Regions from separate parts of the Homo sapiens genome. Here region 1 is linked to region 2. A link is an interaction called in ENCODE POLR2A ChIA-PET data of the cell type or tissue named here. Cell type or tissue: HepG2. All regions are shown on one strand. Links, peaks and the distances in the headings refer to the core of each region. The heading gives the core; the rest is flanking DNA.

Region 1 (5,360 bases), core at 68-5,067, 290 kb after region 2:
GCTGCATTTGACTTGAGACCCTTCCCTCACCATGACCCCCCACACTCTAATTCCCTTTCATCAGGTGTCACCTGTGCCGTACCCCCCGGGCCCTGGGATGCTGCCCCCCCATCTCCCTCCCTCCCTCAGAGTCTCTGAGGACCTCCCCCCTCTACCCGGCGTGTCCCGCTCACCCTCTGGGGAGGTTGCTTGCTTTGCCGTCTGCCTTGGCTGCCTTCCCTTTCTGCTGAGTGTGGTCCGGCCTTGCTTTGCTGTCTTGCTGCACTGCTAGGGTGAACCCGGGGCCCTGAGCCGGTGGGGTCCTAGAGGGACAACAGAGGGGCCCGGGCCCTCCCGGCCTCTCCTGGGGATCATGCCTTCCCTGGGGGGCTCTCCCCAGGGCTGGGCACAGGTGGCCCTCAGGGTGGCCACCACCCAAGTCCTCAGCGTCTGAGGCCCCAGCACGGGGAGACTCTTGTGCCCTTGTAGCAGCAGGTCCCTGAGCTCACAAATGGCTGTGTCTCACTGGCCATAGTGGGTGGAGGGTGTGGGCAATGGGTGAGTCCCTGCTGCCTGCCCTCAACCAGGATAGGAGGGAAGGCATCAGGGCCAAAGGTGGCCCCTCAGAAAGCCCCAAGCTGTCCACGGCAGAGAGGAGCAGGGCTGGATGAAGATGGGAAAGAGAGGCCTCATTAGGACCCTGATAGACCCCCCAAAGGAGCTGGGAGCTGCCTGCTAAGGAGGGTGACCCCATGGGCCAAGCTGACCCGGGGCCACGTTCCCAGGACTTGGGAACATCGTGTAGGCACTGGCTCACCCTCTCTCCTCCACCCAGCAGCAGAGCGGCTTAGAGCTGAGGGTCAGGCGCCCTGTTCCCAGCGTGGCTGTGAGCCCCCAGTGTGGACCTAGGAACCCTGGGGCTCTTTCAGTTCATCAGGTGATAAGGAGGTTTATGTCCAGGGTTAGTTCCCTAAACCAGTTGCTGGGAAGAAATAAATCATGGGACATGTTCCCTTTATTAAAGTCATGACTAATTCTCTGGGCAAATTCAACACGAGAATTTCAGCCGAGCAATCAGTGATTAAGAAATGAAGTTTGCATAGCATTTCAGAGAGTCAGGGCCTCCTAACGCAGCCACACACCCCGGAGCCTGGGCAGGTCTGGGAAAAGCCCCAGGGAGGGACTCCCCCAGGGTGCCCACCCCAGCCCCATCCCCCCATATGCCAGGACCCCCCCAGGGTGCCCACTCCAGCCCCGTCACACCACACGCCAGAACCCCCCCAGGGTGCCCACCCCAGCCCCATCCCCCCACACGCCGGGACCCCCCCCAGGGTGCCCACCCCAGGTCTGTCACCCCACATGCCAGAACTGGCTGGGGAAGGGAGGGCATGGGCTGGGGTCTCCTTTGTCCTCCATCGTCTTGCCTTTTTCAAGACGTGGGACCCAAGTAGTTAACCAGAAAGAAGAGGCTTTTCAATCCTCAAGTCAGGAAATAAATTTTGAAAGAACTGGGCTCTCCCATTTTAATCAGGGAAGGGGACAGAAAGAACCCATGTTCATGGCTGCTGAGGTCAGTCTGAGCGAGCCAGCGAACACCTCCAAGCAGGCAGAGTGCCTGTGAGGCTGGAGCGGAGTTTCTGACGCCAACATCAGCTCTGCAAGGCACCTGTGGGCCTGTTGGGGCTCAGAGGCTAACTAGGGCTGCACCGTCTGTTCCTGATTCTTCAGAATCCATTTACATTTGGCCACCTCCTCAAACAAGAGCATTTGAATGTTCCAGGCATTCAGAGTTGCGTTCATCGGAACCAGGCTCTAGGTGTGGCCGAGAGGAAAGAGCCGCCCTCCTGCAGGTGGGGGTGATGTGAGGCCGACAGTCTGCTCTGGTGAGAGGCTGGAAAGTGTAGGTTTACAGGATGTCACTAAGCTGCAGACGCAGGGGTTCAAGTCAGCGACACTGCGGTGTGAGCAGAGGCGACATGGACATGTCATTTATTGTGAAAATTTGCATTACTGTGGGCTGATGTGAGAGGCTATTGTGCCATGACCTGGGGCTTCAGGAACAGTCTCTGCCCCTGGTCTATGTTATGAGTTCCAGGGACAGGACAATAGCTGTGTCTGCAAACACCCCCACCTGAGGCCGAGAGCCCCCCACTCAGTGGGGGAGAAGGGTCACGCACAGGAGCGTGCTGTGAACAGGATGCAGGCAGCTGTGAGCTGGGATGAATGTGAGCTTTGCCCAGTCTGGGTGATCTGTGTACCCCAGAGAGAGCCGAGCCTCTCTTTGCAGAGGCGGTTTCCCTTCTGTCTGCCTCGATCACTGCACTGGCTGGGAGGGCTTTGCGTGGTTTACACCATGCAACACGTTTTCCATCTCAGCATCTTATGCGCTTAAGCAGCGGTTGGGCGTTAGCCCTGCTCAGGCCTCCAATGCTAACAAAAACAGGGAGAGCCTCCATTCACCCCCCAGGGCCTCGTGTGCAGGGACAGGCAGCCCCGACGCACTGCTGTCGGCCACCTCCTGGGTTAGAAACTGCAAGGCCTGATGTGGGGCCTTCCCAGCTTCCAGGGGGCTATGTCCTTATCCTGAGACCCCACAGCCAGGACCGCAACAGGCAGATGTGGAGGCTGAGGCTGAGCCCTCAGGGCCAGACGGCTCAGAGTTCCCACAGTTCCCCCCAGGGCTCCAGGCCCATGCACCAAGGACTCGCCCCAGTTGAGGCCTCACCACCCCCAGGGCCACTGGCCCCCAAGTGCAAACCAAGCTAGCCAGGTCCGTCTACCCAGGGGCTTCTTGCATGGAGGGTTCGAATCCCAGTGGCTTCCTGCCCCACTTCTCCCAGGGGCTGGCGGTTGGGGACTGGCCACAGTCCCCATTCCCGTGATTCCATTCCCCTATCCCAGGGCCTGTCCGGTCCTGGACTTGGTGGCCTCTGCCTGCCCCAGCCAGTTCCCTTTTTCAGGCCCTGCTGCTGGCCAGTGACGGAACAGGGTCCTGGGTCACTTGGGGTCTCTCCCCACCTGAGCTGAAGCTCTGGCCAAGGCACTGATAAGGTTTTTCCCTAATCAGGGACTGCAGCTTTCAGGACAAGTGGGCCACAGGCATAGGCTCAGCCTGGCGCCCCCTGGGTTTCTCTGGAATAAGTGTGGGTGTCCCCCACCTGCCTGCACCCCACTCTACTCCCTGTCGGAACAGGGGCCCTTTGTAATCAGACCGGGGAGCTGACAGCCTCAGGAACAGCAGGTTCCTCCCACCCTGGGTCTGGCCCACTCTGACCCTCAGTCTCTTCTCCACACCCCGACCTCTGCCCACCACTCTGACCCTCAGTCTCTTCTCCACACCCCGACCTCTGCCCACCACTCTGACCCTCAGTCTCTTCTCCACACCCCCACCTCTGCCCAGCTCCATCTGGCTCCTGCTGAAGAACCCCACGTTCATCCTGCTCTGCCTGGCCGGGGCCACCGAGGCCACTCTCATCACCGGCATGTCCACGTTCAGCCCCAAGTTCTTGGAGTCCCAGTTCAGCCTGAGTGCCTCAGAAGCTGCCACCTTGTTTGGTGAGAAAACTGAATCTTGGGGGTCCTCTGCTTTTATGTCAGTTCTCAGAAACAGAGTCTTCAAGGGCATCTTCTAGAAAGACCCAGACAGGGCACATGGCAGTGAGTGCCCTCCCACCCCCGCTGCCAGAGCAGGTGTGGAGAGCGCCACGGGGGCTGAGCGACTCTGTCCACAGGCCGGGAGAGTGGTGGTCCTGCCCTCTTTGTGGGACATGCTCCGTAGGTGGAAGGGTCCACGGTGGGCTCCACCCCCTAGCCACCTAGTCTTGGCTTCTGTGACTTGGTGCAGGAAGGGTTTGGACCTGGCTGTTCCATGAGCCAGGCACTGGTGCCTCAGGACCTCCTGGAACAGTGCAGCTGGGGGTTTCTCGGTGCCAGAGGCAGGCTGGCCTTCCCAGGCTGGGCAGGTCTGCAGAAAGTGGGGACCCCTCCTCAGAGCTGCTCCTCCTGCCAGCGTTCACAGAGTACCCTGGGCCATGGCAGAGGTGCCAGGCATGTGGGCCACCACCGCCAATCTACCGCGCTCTACCCTTCCAGGGTCCACTATCTGGACAGGAAGAGGGCATCAGATGAGGGCTCCCCTCCCTCCCCCACAGGCCCATCCTGGCCTGGCCCCTCTGGGCTGACCTCACAAGCCCACATTCCCACACTCAACAGCCCCCCAGAGGTCAGCTCTACTGCCCCTTGGAGAGCCTCCCCACCTGTCCCCCCAAATCTGTCCCCTCCCCACCTGTCCCCCCAAACCTGTCCCCTCTCCACCTGTCCCCTCACCTGTGCCCTCCTCACTTGTCAGCCCAGAAGCTAGATGCCAGCTAATCGCAATTTTTTACTGTTGGTGGCCACTCAGGCTTCGACAAATGTCCTTGTCACAGCCTGCAGGGACTCGGCAGAGGCCCCTGGGGGAGGAGGGGGTGTGGCTGCCCTGGAGGGGGGTCAGTGGAGGAGTCATTGGCTTCCCACTGGGGCAGGGGCCGCTGACCTTGGAGCACTCTGGGCTCTCCTCCTCCCCCCGCCCCGCCCCGCCCCCCCGCTCCCCCTTCCCCTTCCCCTTCCCCTTCCCCTTCCCCTCTGAGGCATCCCCGCTGTGGGCTCTGGACAGAGGTCCCTCCTAGGGCTCTATCAGCGCAACAGCTAAGCACTCAGGTGTGGTGTTGAGTGCTGCCATGCAGGCAGGAATTGATCCCTCTATGCCTCAGTTTCCCCACCTGTAAAGTGGACCCGGCTGATCCACCACCCTCTCCCACCACGGCCCCCTGCCTGAGTCCCTGGCTGAATCCCTCCCTCTCCCCAGGGTACCTGGTGGTGCCAGCGGGTGGTGGCGGCACCTTCCTGGGCGGCTTCTTTGTGAACAAGCTCAGGCTCCGGGGCTCCGCGGTCATCAAGTTCTGCCTGTTCTGCACCGTTGTCAGCCTGCTGGGCATCCTCGTCTTCTCACTGCACTGCCCCAGTGTGCCCATGGCGGGCGTCACAGCCAGCTACGGCGGGAGGTGAGGGCCAGATGGCACCTGGGTACGCGTCGGGGCCCCAAGCACCCGCGGTCCCTGGGCATGGAGGAGGAGTGGTGCAGCACTTGGGAGAGGTGGTTTTGAAAAGGGCTACGTCACAGGACAGCGGCAAGGGCAACACCCGCTCAGCAGGGCACCCGGCAGCATCCACGTGAAAAGGCACCATGCCAGCCCCCAGCAGTGCCTGCGCTTGGGTCCCGGCTGTGCCCCCGGGCAGTCATATGCCTCTCTGGGCCTCAGCACTCTGCTCTGTAGCTGTGTCAAATGGAACAACAGCCCTAGTGTTCGGGGTCCTTGAGGCTGGTCTCTCGGTGACATAAA
Region 2 (5,360 bases), core at 106-5,105:
CCAGGATGAGATCTCCTGACCCACATCAGCCCCCCAGACAAAGCACATAAGGCAGAGGCAGCTCCGTGTGCTCACTGCTGCGTCCGAGCCCAGCGCTGGGCTGCTGGACGATGGTGGCTGAATGACCGATCGCCCCTCTCCCGTCACCTTCCCACTGCCCCGGGACCCACATCCTCCCACACCAGGCGTGGCAGGCAAGGGCCCAGTGCCCAGACTCCAGCCTCTTTTTATGCCCGCCTGAGGCCCACACCGTGATCCTCACTCTATAGCCACCAACAGAATCAGGAAATAAGACAATAACAACTACAGGCAGGATCCTGCGGGGACCAGTGTGGTGTCCAGTGTGGGAGCTGCTAGGACACCAGCTGGTGGTTCCTCAAAGGACTGAACACAGTTGCACACGGCCCAGCAGCTCCACACCTGGTAGCTGCAGAGAGAAGCGTAAACACGTCTCTGCACAGACACTCGTGGGTAAACACGCACGGCAGCGCCAGGCACCAGAGCCATCAGGCAGAAACAGCCCGAACGGCCATCCAGGGTCGACTGGGGAGAGAAACGTGGTCCATCCACACAGTAGACATCAGTGGACAGGAGCGGCACTCTGTACAGGCAGGCTCTTGGAGGGGCTGCCCAGGGACCAGGGACCGGAGGCCTGGGATGTGCCATGGCCACTGGCCCCTCGCCAGTGTGGAGGGGGAGAGGGAGGAGCACGTGGATGCTGAGTGAGCCTGCAGAGCCAGTTCAGGCGGGCAGGTGCCTGGGAGTCTTCAGGTGGAGGTCAGTAGAAGCAGGGTACTTCTTGGTGCTTATGGGCCACCCACACAGCCTGCCAACACCAGCTGGACCTGTGCTCATGCACAGAGAGGTGGGGGCCTGTGTTTAGGGCCATCACATACCCAGGACACCCAGCCCTACACACTGACTCAGCCTGGGGCGGGAGAGACAGCCCCGCAGCTGCCTCTGTCTTCAGCCCGGTCTGCCAGGAGCCTGAGTTACTAGGCAGGTCCAGGGCCTGACCCCCGTCCCCTAGGGTCTTCATTGATTCAAACCGCCAAGCAACACCTCAGCCACCTCCACCTATTGCCAGCCCAGTTTCACGAAAGGAAGGCTGAAAGGTGGGAGGATGGCAGTGCCACTGAATCCCCTGGGCTGGCTGCCCCAGCTCCGGCAGGAAGATGCCCCAGCTGGGCCCCCATGTGCCTGTCCCCTGCCAGGAGGGGGAGGGGGAGGGGGTGGGCCAGGTGAGGAGGTAACCCCAGGATCCCACTGGGCCCCCGATGTGTGGAGGGGCAAAGTGTGGGTGGGCCCACTCCAGGCCTCTGTTTGCCACAAGTTCCAACATTAAGAAAATATTTGCAGCTCTTCTGGGGAGCTATTTCCTGGGGGAATGTAAACACACGGAGACTTGGAAGGCTCCCGCTGACCACAGATGGTGCTGGGGTCCACTGGGGGCCCACGTTTCCTCTCGCAAGGGATCTGGACCACCCCCGGCAGCCAGGTCAGGGGTCTGTGCGTGGCCTCCCATGGGGCTCTCTCTCAGAACCCGGGAGTGGCAGTGGGGATGGCGTGCAAGAGAGCAGCTGCCACGGAGCCTCCTGGCGGCCAGGGTAGGGCCTGTCGGCCCAGTTGCCCACTGCCTGCTCCTGGCTCCACAAAGGGCTTGCTGGGCAGCTTCAGGTCAGAGGCGCAGCCCCCACCTCCAGCCCCCTGAACATGTGGGGGTTGTGTTTTCTTGACCTGGGCCCCCCCGTGCCTCCCTCCCACCTCTGTGCAGGAGAGCCAGGCAGCCCGTGCAGCCGACATCAGGCCGGGCGCGGAGCTGGCTCCCATCTCCTGCGAGGGACCTGCTCTTGTTTTTTTTTGTTTTTTGAGATGGAGTTTTGCTCGTCGCCCAGGCTGGAGTGCAGTGGCGCGATCTCGGCTCACTGTAACCTCTGCATCTCGGGTTCAAGCGATTCTCCTGCCTCAGCTTCCTGAGTAGCTGGGATTACAGGTGCTCGCCACCACGCCCAGCTAATTTTTGTATTTTTAGTAGAGACAAGGTTTCACTATGTTGGCCAGGCTGGTCTCGAATTCCTGACCTCAAGTGATCCACAGGCCTCATCCTCTCAAAGTGCTGGGATTACAGGTGTGAGCCACCGCCTGGCCCCCTTGTTATCTGTATTTTACAGATGGGGAGGCTTGGTTGCAGGTGAAGTGTGGCCATGTCCTGCCAGCCCCCCGGAGCTGGTGAATCCCTGCCTTATCTGCAAGTGGCTTCTCCCCACACAGAAAGGCGAAAGGCGACCTCCGCCTGAGTGTTCCAGCAAAGGCCGACTGGCTCAGCTCCAATATGCTGAGCTCGGCAGAGCCTGGACAGGGCTCCCCAGGCCCCGCAGGAGGCTGGCGCAGGCCGCAGGCTGGCCTCCCTATCTCCACCAGGAATGCACTGAGCCCCTGCACCCCTGCCCACCCAGGTGGAGGAATGTGGCAGGGGCTGCTGGGAACTCGGAGCCTGGAGGAGGGCTTTTGAGGCCTCTGCCTCCTGGAATTCCCCAGGCCTGGCACCAGGCGGCTGCTCCCTCAGGATCCGCCTGCCTCGGCCTGCCCCCAGGCGGCCGTGCTCTCAGATTCTCCTCTTCCCAGGCTGTGGGGACCTGCAGAGGAACCGGGCCATCTCAATTCCGCTCACTCTGTGAAAGTCCCCTGCTCAGAGAGGCCTTCCCTGGCCACCCTGCCCCTGGAGCCCCTTCATCCGGGCCATGGCCCTTCAGAGCCCCTCAACAGGCGCTGGTCAGACAGTCTGGCTGGACACTGACCTGAGGTGGGGCCGCTTGGCCCCCACTCCCAAGAGGCCAGAAGCACTTGCCCTCCAGTCGTGACAACCAAAAATATCTTCTGAGTAGCCCCATGTCCCGGGGCTGAATCTCCCCGGTGAGACTCACAGCCCTACACCCTCCTGGGATGCCAGTTGTCCCGTCCTAGGCTGCGAGCTCCCTGGGCACAGGGCTGTCTGTTCCACGCACCAAGGAGCGCCTGTACCCAGCACGGGGCTTGGAAATGGCGGGTGGACATGACGGGTGTTCTGTGCTCTACGGTTCCCGGCTTCTGATTTGCAATTGTTCGGTAGAAACCGTACTTCCAGTGCCCACACAACCAATCTGTTTTTCTCCTTCTTATAGCATTGGACAAATTACGTGAGGCATTTGATGCATTATTATAAAGGAGGCTTCGTGGGGGATGACTTCGCCCAGCTGTAGGCTAATGGAAGTGTGCTGAGTGTGTATAAGGCAAGAAGGCTCAGCTGTGATGTTCCGTGGGTTAAGTGTATTAGAGCATTTCAGCTGTCGGTATTTCTAACCTACCACGGGTTTATCAGGACGTGGCCTCACGGAGGGTCGAGGAGCACCTGTGTTTGTGGAGTGAATGAATGAAATGAATCAATACTGGTTCTCATGTAGCCTTGTCATGCAGGCCTGGAGCTCAGATGGTTCCTGGCTCCTGGTGCAGGCTCCTGGGGACAGCAGTCAGGCAGGGGCTGCCCTGTGTCCTGGCCGGATGGTTGGGGAGCTGGTGGGCCTGGCCCATTCCTTGCCCAGTCTTGGCTCAGTGCCTCCCTGGCTGGGAGCCTGGGAGAGTCTTAGGGCTTCAAGTGCTGAGCAGGGACAATGGTGCCTCCCTGCTGGGTGGCCGTGAGGCCCCCTGAGGGGAGTGGGCAAAAGCACCCCGAGGCAGGGGCCCCAGGAAGCGCTGAGAGGTGGTGGCGCTGTGGGAGGGAGGTGGGGGCCGCGGCTCTGCCTGACTCCCAGGCCGGGTGCCAGGTTCTTGGCAGGAACCCTCCTGGGCCCTGCCAGTTGCTGGGCGCCTCCCACCAGCATGGCCGGTTGAGAGGTCTGCATGGCACGCAGTGGCCGGCCCGGGGGTGCAACCCCATCCCCTCTCTGGGGTCCCTTTGCAGGGCAGCCTTAGGATCCATTCACTGTGGCCCCAGGGCCCAGGGCGACCTGTGACCCTGCGGAGCCACCTGCAGGAGTCCCAGCAGATGAGGGCCTCTGGCTGCCCCTCAGGGGCTTGTTGGGTCCCACAAGAACTTCCAGGGCCTCGGAGCTCCAGCCGGGCCACAGAGCTGGGAACCTTGAGTGGCTGGGAACCCTGAGGAGCTGGGAGAGCCAGGCTGAGCAAGACAAGCCTGGGCGACTCACCTGGGGCAGGAATGTGGATTCCATCACTCCGCAGAGGCTTTCAAGCAAAACACAGCCTCGTCTCTGGGCCTGTTTCTGCCGTGCGGGCACGTCCAGCCCGACGCTCTCAGAAGCAGCTGGGATGGGCTCGGGGAGGTGGGGGTGGAGCAGGAGTCCCAGCCGCCTTCCTCTGGGGCCCATCCCAGGCTCCCGGCTGGGCGCCAGCAGGGCTCCAGAAATGAGGGGGCCTCACACCGTTGCCTCTGGACGTGCCGTGCCCGAAATCCCGCCATTCCCACTGGGCATGCCGGGCCCTCGAATCCTCCATGACTCCAGGGAAGCGACTCCGTCCCGCTTGGCCTCAGTCACTGCTCTGTCAATGGGATGATAACTGCCCTTCCCGCAGGCTGCCATGGGGTCTCTGCGTGGCCCCAGCAGGTGCCAGGCTGCTGGTCAGGACCCCTCGTGGGCCTCCCAGGAGGTGGCTCCTCTCAGGTCACAGTTCACAGGTGGAAGGATGGAGCCTGCTGATGATGGCTCTCCAGGCCCTGCTGTCCTGCCCTGGCACTGGGGAACTTGTTCCATGGAGCCCTGCATCCGGCCGGCCACTCCCTTCCCATGCCTGCTTGCTGGCTTAGACATTCTGCACATTTCCCAGAGGGCAGGAGGAGCTAGGCCCCGAGAGCCAGTCCCAGGCCCCTTCCTGGACACATAGGCAGACAGAGGTGGCTAATTTTCTTTTTCTTTTCTTTTCTTTTTTTTTTTTTGAGACGAGTCTCACTCTGTCGCCCAGGCTGGAGTGCAGTGGTGCGATCTCCACTCACTGCAAGCTCCGCCTCCTGGGTTCCCACCATTCTCCTGCCTCAGCCTCCCGAGTAGCTGGGACTACAGGCGCTCACCACCACGCCCGGCTAATTTTTTGTATTTTTAGTAGAGACGGGGTTTCACAATGTTAGCCAGGATGCTCTTGATCTCCTGACCTCGTGATCCGCCCCCGTCAGCCTCCCAAAGTGCTGGGACTACAGGCGTGAGCCACCGCGCCCGGCTAATTTTTTGTATTTTTAGTAGAGACGGGGTTTCACCGTGTTAGCCAGGATGGTCTCGATCTCCTGACCTCATGATCTGCCCCCGTTGGCCTCCCAAAGTGCTGGGATGACAGGCGTGAGCTACCGCGCCCAGCCAGAGGTGGCCCATTTTCAG

What was found. ChIA-PET counts read pairs that join two places held together with the same protein. Peaks named below come from ENCODE experiments on the same cell type or tissue, not always from the same donor. Only the 100,000 strongest peaks of a DNase experiment are listed, where the experiment ranks them.
Region 1: POLR2A ChIA-PET joins it to region 2 with 5 read pairs; 3 of 35 experiments call an interaction of 5 or more read pairs at or near these places.

The regions. Positions count from the first base shown.
Region 1 is chr20:62,661,555-62,666,914 of GRCh38, forward strand. SLCO4A1 (solute carrier organic anion transporter family member 4A1) reads left to right here. Exons shown (of 12, transcript NM_016354.4): 6 at 3,380-3,534; 7 at 4,826-5,021. SLCO4A1-AS1 (SLCO4A1 antisense RNA 1) reads right to left here and starts at 5,067. Exons shown (of 4, transcript NR_024470.1): 1 at 4,831-5,067; 2 at 4,306-4,456; 3 at 3,370-3,943; 4 at 1,473-1,933. In HepG2, for the core only: a CTCF peak has its summit at 3,071; DNase peaks (open chromatin) are centred at 2,243 and 4,421.
Region 2 is chr20:62,374,099-62,379,458 of GRCh38, forward strand. LOC105372708 (a long non-coding RNA gene) reads right to left here and starts at 4,729. Exons shown (of 2, transcript XR_936966.4): 1 at 4,182-4,729; 2 at 1-3,388. RefSeq lists enhancers at 297-900, 901-1,502, 3,911-4,512. In HepG2, for the core only: CTCF peaks have their summits at 1,594 (motif pointing left) and 2,568 (motif pointing left); DNase peaks (open chromatin) are centred at 1,603 and 2,513; H3K4me3 peaks cover 1,737 bases.